2 separate regions of the Homo sapiens genome follow, and region 1 is linked to region 2. The links are chromatin loops, found by intact Hi-C in ENCODE. Cell type or tissue: pancreas. All regions are shown on one strand. Each heading gives the region's core, and the rest is flanking DNA. Links, peaks and the distances in the headings are about the cores only.

The links. Peaks named below come from ENCODE experiments on the same cell type or tissue, not always from the same donor. Only the 100,000 strongest peaks of a DNase experiment are listed, where the experiment ranks them.
Region 1: a loop joins it to region 2, with 2.8 times the contacts of the local background. A loop is called at or near these places in 19 of 110 quality-filtered maps.

The regions. Positions count from the first base shown.
Region 1 is chr9:117,553,360-117,558,747 of GRCh38, forward strand. No RefSeq gene overlaps it. Among named protein-coding and RNA genes, the nearest start is that of ASTN2, 140 kb to the left of the region's middle. In pancreas, for the core only: a CTCF peak has its summit at 3,081 (motif pointing left); a DNase peak (open chromatin) is centred at 3,082.
Region 2 is chr9:117,484,351-117,489,738 of GRCh38, forward strand. No RefSeq gene overlaps it. Among named protein-coding and RNA genes, the nearest start is that of ASTN2, 72 kb to the left of the region's middle. RefSeq lists an enhancer at 3,433-3,592. In pancreas, for the core only: a CTCF peak has its summit at 3,342 (motif pointing right); a DNase peak (open chromatin) is centred at 3,371; H3K4me3 peaks cover 223 bases; H3K27ac peaks cover 906 bases.

The DNA of each region.
Region 1 (5,388 bases), core at 320-5,319, 69 kb after region 2:
CTTATGCTATTTTCTGTATTGATGTACCCTTTCCTTCTCTTTTTCATGACAAACACACTCATGTTTTAAGGCTCAGCTCAGATCCAGAAAATGAGGCCTGAGCATATACGAAAGGACTTACCTCCCATTCCATACACATAATCATGCTACATAAAATATCATAAAAGTAAACACCCCGTCTCTACTAAAAATACAAAAAATTAGCCGGGCATGGTGGCGGGTGCCTGTAGTCCCAGCTACGCGGGAGGCTGAGGCAGGAGAATGGCGTGAACCCGGGAGGCGGAGCTTGCAGTGAGCTGCGATCGCGCCACTGCATTCCAGCCTGGGCAGCAGAGCGAGACTGCGTCTCAAAAAAAAAAAAAAAAAAAAAGTAAACAATACGCAGCCAATCTGAAAGCATAGAAAGGGAGATCTTCACTAGCTGGACATGGTGATGTGCACCTGTTGTCCCCAGCTACTTGGAAAGCTGAGGTGGGAGGATCACTTGAGCCCAGGAGTTTGAGGCTGCAGTGAGCTATGATTGTGCCAGGGTGACAGAGCAAGACTTGACTCAAAAATAATAAATGCATAAATAAATGAATAAACGGAAAGGGAGTGTGGAAATGCCAGCATTGAAGGGGGACCTTAAGTTGGAGCAGAGAAGTGAGACTGATTCAAAACCTGTCACAGAAGTGGGAAAAGATTATGTATGAATCTGAGTCATTTTTACCTGGGGGAACCGGAACCCTGAACAAAGAAGGATGGCTCAAAGAATATCCCAGCTATGCAATGGGGACTCTACCACCAGTCCCCAACTTCCAGGACCGTAAGTTGAACCTTGTGAGTAACAAGAATCATTGGCTTAAGACAAATATACCTGTGAAATTCAAGTTCACATAACCTTTAGGATGTTAAGTCTCCAAGATGAAACATTAATAATAAAAATATTAGGCTCCAGGTTTGTGAAATCTATAGGAATGCTTCTATAATATAGAACACAAAATATAACTATAAACCTTTACTGAAATGACTTTCTGGTAAAAATTAAGCATCACACAAAGAACAAACCACAATGAATAATCAGCATAGGAAGCAAGTGGAAGAACCAATGCTTTATGAATTGGATAATTGTAAAATCCAAAAGATGTTGTAAAGTAAGTATATTTAAAATGGTAAAAGAGATAGATGGATGTAAGAATATATTAGTCAAGAACAACAGAATATATAGAAAGATTAGAAGTATTTTTTTAAAAAATGAATAGAAACTCTAGAAATTAACGGAGTTGTAGACATTACAAACCATGGATGGACAATACAGTCAAATGGAGGAGAAGATAATTCTTGAACTGGAATATAGCTCCGAAGAAATCAACGAGAATGCAGTTCAATGATACAAAGAGATGAAAGATAAAATTAGACCTACAGAATAACATAAAAATATCCTGCATGCACCTATTCGAGAGAATGTTATTCCAGGGGAGAGTGATGTTCATAGACAAACAGACATTTTTTTCCGGTTTTAAAAAATGGATCAAACAACCTATATAGTCCTGGCAAGACAAATAAACACAAGTCCATACCCAAGATATCTTATATCGATAGGATAGAATATCAAAGAGAAATTCTTAAAAGGTACAAGAAAGGAAAGTGAGATCATCAACAAAGGGATGACTGTTAGCCTGACAACTGTCAACCTAACATTTTACACTTAGGTTAAACCATAATTTGGAAGTAAAATTTACATGAAAACATTTGCAGACAGGAAGCAGACTTGTTAACTCACTGGCCTCTTCAAAAGGACTATAAAAGGGTGAACTGAAGTAAAAAGGAAACTGAAGGTAAATAAACAGTGTGGGATAAAAGAGATGACATTGAGTAAATATTATTAAATTAAGTACAGTTAATGTTAAATAAGTATAAACTTCGAATGTATGCATAAATGTGTGTATATACGCATATGCACATACAATAATGGAAAGGTTAAAAAGAGTAGAAATAAAATACTTTCCAATTACATAGAAGATACAAAAAGGGATTTCATAGTTAGAGGGTCCTATGCACTTCATGGTATTCACATAGAAAATAGAAATGCAGATTAATTTTAAACCTTATTAAATATAGTATGCATGTTAAAATTAAAGAATATTCTCTAAATTAATCCAAATGGAATGTATAATTTACAATTAAAAATGAGGAAATAAAGATAACTTTATCAATCTAGTAGAAGGCATATAAGAAGTTTAAAAGAAGCCAAAATAAGGCACAGTAATAGAATGCAACCTGGCAACGGAAATGAATGTCTAATCTGTGTGTATTGAGGTGGATAGGTCACAAAAACATAACAATCAGAGTAAAAGAGAAAGTGGGCAAAGTTTATATATGGTGTTAACTTACATAACTCTGCTAACACATGAAAACATGCCATTCTCGTGGATATGTACAAATACAGAAACATGATTGTGAAGTGCTTACACCATTACCAGGGTAGGAATTGGTTCCAAAGATTGAAAAAGAAAAGTATAGAATTAAAAAGAGCCACAAAAATGTTTTCTACCATATTGGTAATCTTTAATTCTGTGTAAGTTTGGAAGCATCTGTGAAAAACTGTTGACATTAGTTAAATCTAATTAGGGAATATGTGAATGTTTTATTATATTGTATTATCCTGATACTTTTCTATAAAATTGAAACATACCTAGAAAGAAGATTCTACTTAGGATACCTCTCTGTCTCTAAACAGTGTCTGATATCTCTTTTCTGTCTCGTAGCACCATGCACTTAACTTTGGACAGTGCCTATCAGACGGCTTTGGTGGTATTTTGGGGAAGCAGAGCCTGAGACAGGGGTTTGGGTTCATGTGATTTATAGAGGGAAAGCTCTTCAGTAAAAACCTGTAATGGAGGAAGTTAAGTCGGTTAAGATAGGGGAAAGAGCCAACCACAGACATGATCTGAGGCAGAGTCTAGCCTTAGCTTGATCCACAGGGATAAGACTCTGGAGCAAAAAACCACAGCACAGGGTTTTCTCCTTTGAAGTAAGATGCCTGCCGTTTGTTTATTAGTATCCATTTGGCTGTGGGCTGCCCCCTAGTGGAGGTGAGTGGGTCTGAGAAGCCAAGTACAGTTCTCCCAAGAAGGGAGTGGGGGCGGCTGGGAACTCAAAACAGTAGTCAACACTCAGAACAGCTAGACCTTTGATGCATGGACCCTGCAAAGGCCATCTGGGTAGGGCAATAATCAACTTCTACCACACCTGTATCATTCTTATACATTCATGTACCTCTCTAATGCACTTTCTCTACTCTTCTGGACCCCAAGTTCCTTAAATCTGGGGCCAGGTAGAACAAATCAGGGTTGATCAGGTCCTACTCAGCTTTTTTTTTTTTTTTTTACCTCCAGGAGTAGCACAGTGTTTCATACATGATAATCTACATGTTTAGTGACCTGAAATAAGCAGGAAGAAAATGACTCTGCAATACTAAAAAGGGAATGTCAATAGGAAAAAGGCCTAAAGTCTATTTTTACTTCTGCATTCCTGAGGTTGTTGGTGGAAGGCTGACTTTTTTTTTCCTATTTTTTTTTTTTATTTTTAAAATTGACATAGAAAATGGCATGTATTTATCAGGCACAATATGATGTTTTGAGGTATTTATCATCAGGGAAATGTAAGTTAAAACCACAATGAGATATCACCTCACTCCTGCTACAATGTCTATTATCAGAAAGACAAAAGATCTTCATGTTGGTGAGGATGTGGAAAAAAGGGAAACCTTGTGCATTGTTGGTGAAAATGTAAATTATTATAGCCACTATGGAAAACATGATGGAGACTTCTCAAAAAATTGAAAATAGAACTACCATATGATCCAGCAATCCCACTACCAGGTATTTATCCAAAGCAAATGAAATCAGCATGTTGAAGAGATATTTGTTCTTCCACATCTATTGAAACATTGTGCACAATAGCCAAGATATGGAAGCAATTTAAGTGTCCATCAAAAGATGAGTAGCTAAAAATATATATATATAGCATCTATATGCAATGGAATACTGACTTGTTGACAACCTGATAAAGATATGTGCATGCATGCATCCATTCATCAAGCATTTATTCAGCACCTACTATGTACTAGGCACTGGAGTTTAAAAGCTGTATATATTATGCTTATGTCCTCAAAGAAGTTACATTACATTCAAATGAATAAGACATCTGATTTTTACCAACTTATATCTATTGAGGGCTCAGCTTCTAGAACCTGTGAGAGCTACCATGCTGAATAATTGATGCTACCCGCCCATAAGCCCTTAGATTCAGAAAAGGAAATGGGCATACATGCAAAAAAATTCTGATACTTGATAAACTGTTACATGTAAAATAAACTGAATTCAACAATGTGACATATGTTCAGTGCATGATGTAATTTGTTCATCCATTCAGCTATTCATTTGTTCACTTCTTGTTTGATCAAATATTTAATAAGGGCCTATTGCATACTAAACACCAGAAGTACTTGGTATAAAGTATTGGATAAGGCAACATAATTCATACATTTACAGCTTATAGACTAACAGGAAAGACAAATATTCTAGAGATACTCATAAGTAAATATATAATGACAAGCTGCAATAACCCTATGAATGAAGAAAACCAAGTATCATGAAGCAAGATAATGGGCAAGACCCTGAGTTGGCTTAAGGAGTTATCAAAAGCATCTCAAATTTACCTTTTTTGTTTGTTATGAATGAAAAAATAGGATAAGCAAGTAAAGAGAGAGAGAAAGAGTATTCCACATGAGGGGAAAAGAATCACAACGTTTCTGATGTTGGCTTGCATTTCCCACTGCAGTACAGAAAATTGGAAAATGGCTGGAGTGAGATCTCAAGGGCCAGATCATGCTTTACTTTGCAGGTCTCATTAAGATATTTGAATTTTATTCCAAATATTAAAGGAGGCCACCAGGAAGTTCAAGCATAGGAGTGACTTGGACTGATTTGTGCTTTTAAAAGGATTCGTCTATTAAAGTGGAGAATGGGTTAGAGAAAAACAAGACTGGGATGAGAAAAAAAGACTGTTGTCCAGTAGTCAAATGAGAGTGGCTTAAAGTAGGCAGGAGAGATTTAACATATATGTTGAGGGTTGAGTGGATAGACAAAGCTGGGAGATGGATTGAAGATGAGGCATGAAGAAGAAGAAGTATAAGAATAATTTCAGATTTGGGGGCTTAAGCAACCGGGAAGATGAAAGAACTATTAGCTGAGATGGAGAAGAATGGAGCAGAGATTAATTCTGCCTAATAGAAGGCCCTTTGGGGTATCCCAAGAAGGTCCCTTGGGATAGGGAATATCTGGACAGGAGTTTGAAAGGAGAACATTTAAAAAGGTTAATATGGGAAAAGGGTGGTTGTTCTAG
Region 2 (5,388 bases), core at 221-5,220:
CCTGGCCAACATGGTGAAACCCTGTTTCTACTAAAAATACAAAATATTAGCTGGGCATGGTGGTACAAGCCTATAATCCCAGCTACTTGAGAGGCCGAGGCAGGAAAATCGCTTGAATCCAGGAGGTGGAGGTTGTAGTGAGTGGAGATTGTGTCACTGAACTCGAGTGTGGGCGACAGAGAGAGACCCTGTCTCAGAAAAAAAAAAAAATTGGGGATTTAATAATGAATAGGACACTGTTGCTGCTCTCTTAGCACATACACATGCTAATAAATACACTCCCCACTCCCTAAACTTTGAGGATTCAATGATTGAAAACCTAGGCACTGGACCTAAATGAACTTATTTTATCACTTCTTTACCATGTACTAGTCAGTGGAACTTAGGCAAGTCACTTTACCTTGTTAAACTTCAGTTTTCTTATCTGTAAAATGAGGAAAATAATACCTACCTCATAGAATTGTGTTAATCATGGAATGAGGCAAACAACATAAAACATTTAACATACTGCTGGGAAAAGCAAGTAGAAATAAGAGCAATAGTCATTGTAATTGTTATAGACAGAAGCCTTGAATCCATGGCTTCCTTCTCCAACTCTCAGCTTAAGTGACCTTAGATAAGTAACGCTCCATTTCTGGGTCTCAGTAAAATGAAGGGATTGGGCTACCCTCTTGTGGGCTATGAATCTTACCTTCTCTCCTCTAAGTGACTCTTGGGTTCATCACTGTTCCCCTCTTCTGAAGGCTGACCATCTATTCCATCCACCCCATGCTAATGTAGCCCAGCCAAGGTAGAGATGGCTGAATCCCCGTGTTTCAGCAAAGTAAAGGAGATGACAAAACTTTGGTTTTAGGCAATCCAGCTAGGTTCCCAGGCTGCCCACTGGCTATCCCTGGCTGCTTAGAATACATATCAGTGCCAGCCTGCAGTGATCATGAACAAAGCCATTAGAGAAAAGATGGTAGTATTTTTATTTTTAACCAAATGACTCACTCCCCCTCCGGCTGTGAGCTGTCAAAGGCACAGGAAGGGAACAGAAGATGTTAGAAATGCAAGTTCATGATACTTTCACCCCCATTGGGAGCCAACCACAGGGGATGCCACACAATCTTGCTCAGCTTAATCAGGCCTAGAAAAAGGTGTTTAAACCAAAGAGACTGTCTCAGGGCTGTAACTTTAAGAAAAAGGAAAAGAAGAGCAATCACATGACCAGTAGGGGACAGTGGCAGAATTAGAACAATTACAACGACTAGAGATGAAGGAATGTGTTAATTAACATTAAGGGCTGAGAACTTCCTGGACTCTGATTTCCAGATGTTGGCTTAGATCAGGAGCTTTTAAGTTGTGCTTTGCAGAGTCCTAGAAGTTCCCTGGGAGCCTTTCATGGGGTCCATGTCTTCTCCTCTGCTTCAGCTGGATTGGCTCTCCTGTATCTATTTCACTTATTAAAGTCATAAGAATTTAATGTAATTATTGGGTCTTTATTATGTGCCAGGCATTGCACTAAACACTCAATAAGTGTGAAGTCATTTAACTTTATAACAATCTTATGAAATATTTACAATTACGATTGCTATTTTACACTTTATGAAATGAAGGCTTAATGCCAAGGTAAATCACTTGCCCTGAGTTAGAAGGCTAATAAGCAGCTTTGAACTAGAAATCAGACCTGTCTATCTGCAAAGCCCATTTTCTTAACTGCAACGCTACTATGGTTCCCCATGCTGGGTTTCCGTGTAAGCTTTTATTTTCAAAAAGTGCTCCATAGTTATTTTAAAAGGAATAAAATAAAAGTCTAAAAGTGACTGATTAGATGTTCTGAGATCCCTCCCAGCTCTAAATTTCTAAATTTTATGATTTATAGAAGAAAAAGCAGAGGCTGCGTTACAAAAACTGATGGTGAGGGACAATGGATGGGGTGTGAGTTAATAATAGCAGCTAATATCACAGCACTTAATAGGTCAAGTGATGCTCTAAACCCTTCATACACATTAACTTATTTAACCCTTGCACCAACCTTCTGTGGTCAGTGCTATCATTATTCCCATTTCTAGATAAGGAAATACAACACAAGAGGTTATAACTTTCAAGGTCACACAAATAGAGGGTAGCAGGCCAGGTTCCAGAGCCTGTATTCCTTGCTACTGTGCTCTGCTGAGATGACTTAGTCTGGGAGAAAACGATTTTCCTTAATATTGGCATTTAGTTTTCAACATCACACCAATGCAAATTTATGTAAATAGACACGCAGATCAGCTGCTATCCTGGCATTGGTGCCAGCTTCCCCTCAGGGACATTGATGCAACAAAATTTGGCCATTGTCACTGATTTGAGCTATCACAGTGGTAGACATTTCAATAATTCCCCACATTTCTTAGGCTTGGAAGACATAAATGAATGTATATTATATAGCTATGGGGCTATACATGCTGAACTTCTGCATCTTTTTCAGAGAAGTATCTCTAGAAAATATCCAATTGTGGATAGTTGGTATGCATCAAAAATGAGATAATGATACCTTGCTTCTGCCTATGACTGCATTTTCATACCCATTGCTGCATTTGGGCCTTGCCGCAGTCCTACAAAAAAGGAAAAGCAAAGGTGATCACTCCTCATACGTGGGAGACAGCAGGACAGAGGACGAAGGGGCTTGCTTAGGATTCTGCTGAAATTTGTTGGCTTGGTTTATCTTCCTATGACTCCTACCCTCTTCACTATTGATTTTTCCATACACTGCCATACTGCTTTCTTTGCTGGATGCAGAAAAGCTAGTGTACAGTTTACCCCATAGAAGTAAAGGGAAAGGAAACTGCCTCACCTGTCCCTTTATCTGCATTCACAGAAGATCAGCATTCAAGTACAATAGAGAGAAACTAGGTTTTGCTGAGTAACTACTATGTCTGGCAGAGTGTCTTGCGTTTTGGATAGGCTAACCATATAATTTATTGCCTTTTGAGAATGAAAGGGGTGCCGTTCACAATTACATCAGGACCACAAGCAAAAACTGAGACCATCCTGGGGAAATCAGGACGTGTGGTCACCCTTGCTGAAAAGCTAATATTCATTTCATATTCACCATAGTCCTCTAATGTAGGTGACTTTTCTCTTTGTTCTGAGTCTCTGAAAGGTAAATCATGCCCAGGGTCACATAGCAGATCTGTCTGTTCGATTCTAAAACCCTGGGTTAAGGCACACATCAGAGACGGGGACTCTTGACACTCCAGCCACACAAGAGCTGACCCTAGCGGTTGCTTGGCTGTCAAGCCTTTTCCTCCCCATCACATTCCCAGCCATCGTCCTTGGCCCGGGGAGCTTGGGTGGGGTGTGATGACTGTGCTGCCCCAGCAGAGGGCAGTGTTGCCATGCCTGCCAAGGCGGAGGGCTACAGGAAACGGGAGGGAGCCTGGGCTACGCAGGCCTGGTGGCCGGTGCCGCGTCCCTAAAACAGCCAGCCTTATAGGGCTGCCTCCAAACCAGCTGCTTTTCTGGCTCCCATCCCCTCAAGCCTCACCGTGGATAAACGTACTGTCCCCCTCACCTGTCTATTGGCTCCCATGATACAACACCTGAACAAATTGAAGAGCTCTGTGACACCTGGGGTGGAAAAAGACCCGGGGAGGGTTTCCAGATTGGAAACAGGAACTGTTGCCATTTTCTTGTTTGCTCAGAATTACTCCAGAGCTGGGAGTGCTGTTGACATATGTGTTACCACTTAATCTTTCATAAGAAATCCTTTTCATGGGGGAGCTGAGCTCTGGATCCGCGCCAGTTTAGATAATTACATTCCCCCAGAAGACTGAAGCTGTGACGGCTGCATTCTTTTTCTGCTAAGAGTTAGGAGTTTCAAGGGTACAGGTTGGGCAAGGGGGCTGGGAGTAGGGGTAGGTGACATCGTGGTCCTTAGGAAAACGATAACCGGGGTTTGGTGAGGAAAAGTTAACTTCAAAGTGTCACCCAGTAACAGTTTTTTTTTTTTTTCCTTCCCTTGGACTTCATTCAGTGTGAAATTCATTTGTAGTTTTTGTCTGTAACTAGAATTCAATTTTTGCTCTTTTAAAAGAAACCTGATTTACAGAGGGTGTGAAACAAAGCAGAAAATGATAAGAGGAGGGAAAAATAACAATTCAGATGGGAAAAAAAAAAGAGAAAGAAAAAAGTCCTTTTAACAATTTCTCTGATCTAAAGTGGTTGGGACAGCATTTTTATATTAAGTTCAGCATTTTGTCAGAAGGGGATGAGAGTGCCCTGTGATCCTCGAATGAAGTATTGCTGGTGATTTTATACCCTCCTGCTGGCATAGATCTTAATCAACCAGAAAACTTCAAAATGACAAACAAACAAAAGACAGCTTTGCTCTCTGAGGTTCATTAGCTCAGGCCAAGGTTGAGATGCATCAGGAGGAGAGGCACCAGAAATAGGCGAGCTTGAGAAGTCACTTTGTGGGTAATTCCACCACCCACTTCCTCCTGCCACCCCCCACCCAGGCCAGCTCTGCCTCCTCCAGTGACCAGAGGCTGGGTCACCGGAGTTGATGGTGAGAGGAGTGGAGGCCAATGGTGCAGCTGATGGGGCAGGAAGGAGGAAGGGACTCTCTGGTGTGCCGCCGCATTCAGAGCCTAAAGTTATTTGCCTCTGCTTTCAAGGATATCTGCTGGCATCATGAGAATCAGAGCAAATCCAGACCAAGCTTTATCTCCTCCTTCCCAGCCCAGTTCCTCTTCTTCTGCTCGTTTATTATGTTTAGAAGGCCCCCTGTCTCCTGGAGATCTGAATTGAAACCTCAGAGAGGCCGGACACAGTGGCTGATGCCTGTAATCCCAGCACTGGGAGGCTGAGGCAGGTGGATCACTTGAGGTCAGGAGTTCGAGACCAGCCTGGCCACCATGGTGAAACTCTGTCTCTACTAAAACTACAAAAATTAGCTGGGCATGGTAGTGCGTGCTTGTAATACCAGCTACTCAGGAGGCTGAGGCACGAGAATTGCTTGAACCCGGGAGGCGGAGTTTGCAGTGAGCTGAGATCCAGTGCGAGAACACAGTGAGACTCTATCTCAAAAAAAAAAAAAAAAAAAACCTCAGAGAAACATTCCTCCCCCTTTTCTGTGATCAGTTTTCACGTCCTATCAAAGCATCATCTAAATCTGTCTCTTTCTTGCACATCTCATCCTCTTTCATAGCTCCAGGTCTGGCCCTTGATATCTTCCTCCTCACTAGTTTCCCAGCTGTTCTCCCTACTTTCCTACTTACAACCACCAAATTAAACCTCATTAAACCGATTTCTGATAGTATAAATTCCTCCAAAACCCTTCACCAGCTCACTACCATGTGCAGGATCAAAGTCCTAGCTCCTTAGCTTGGTATTTGCGGCCCTTCATGATCTAACTCTTCC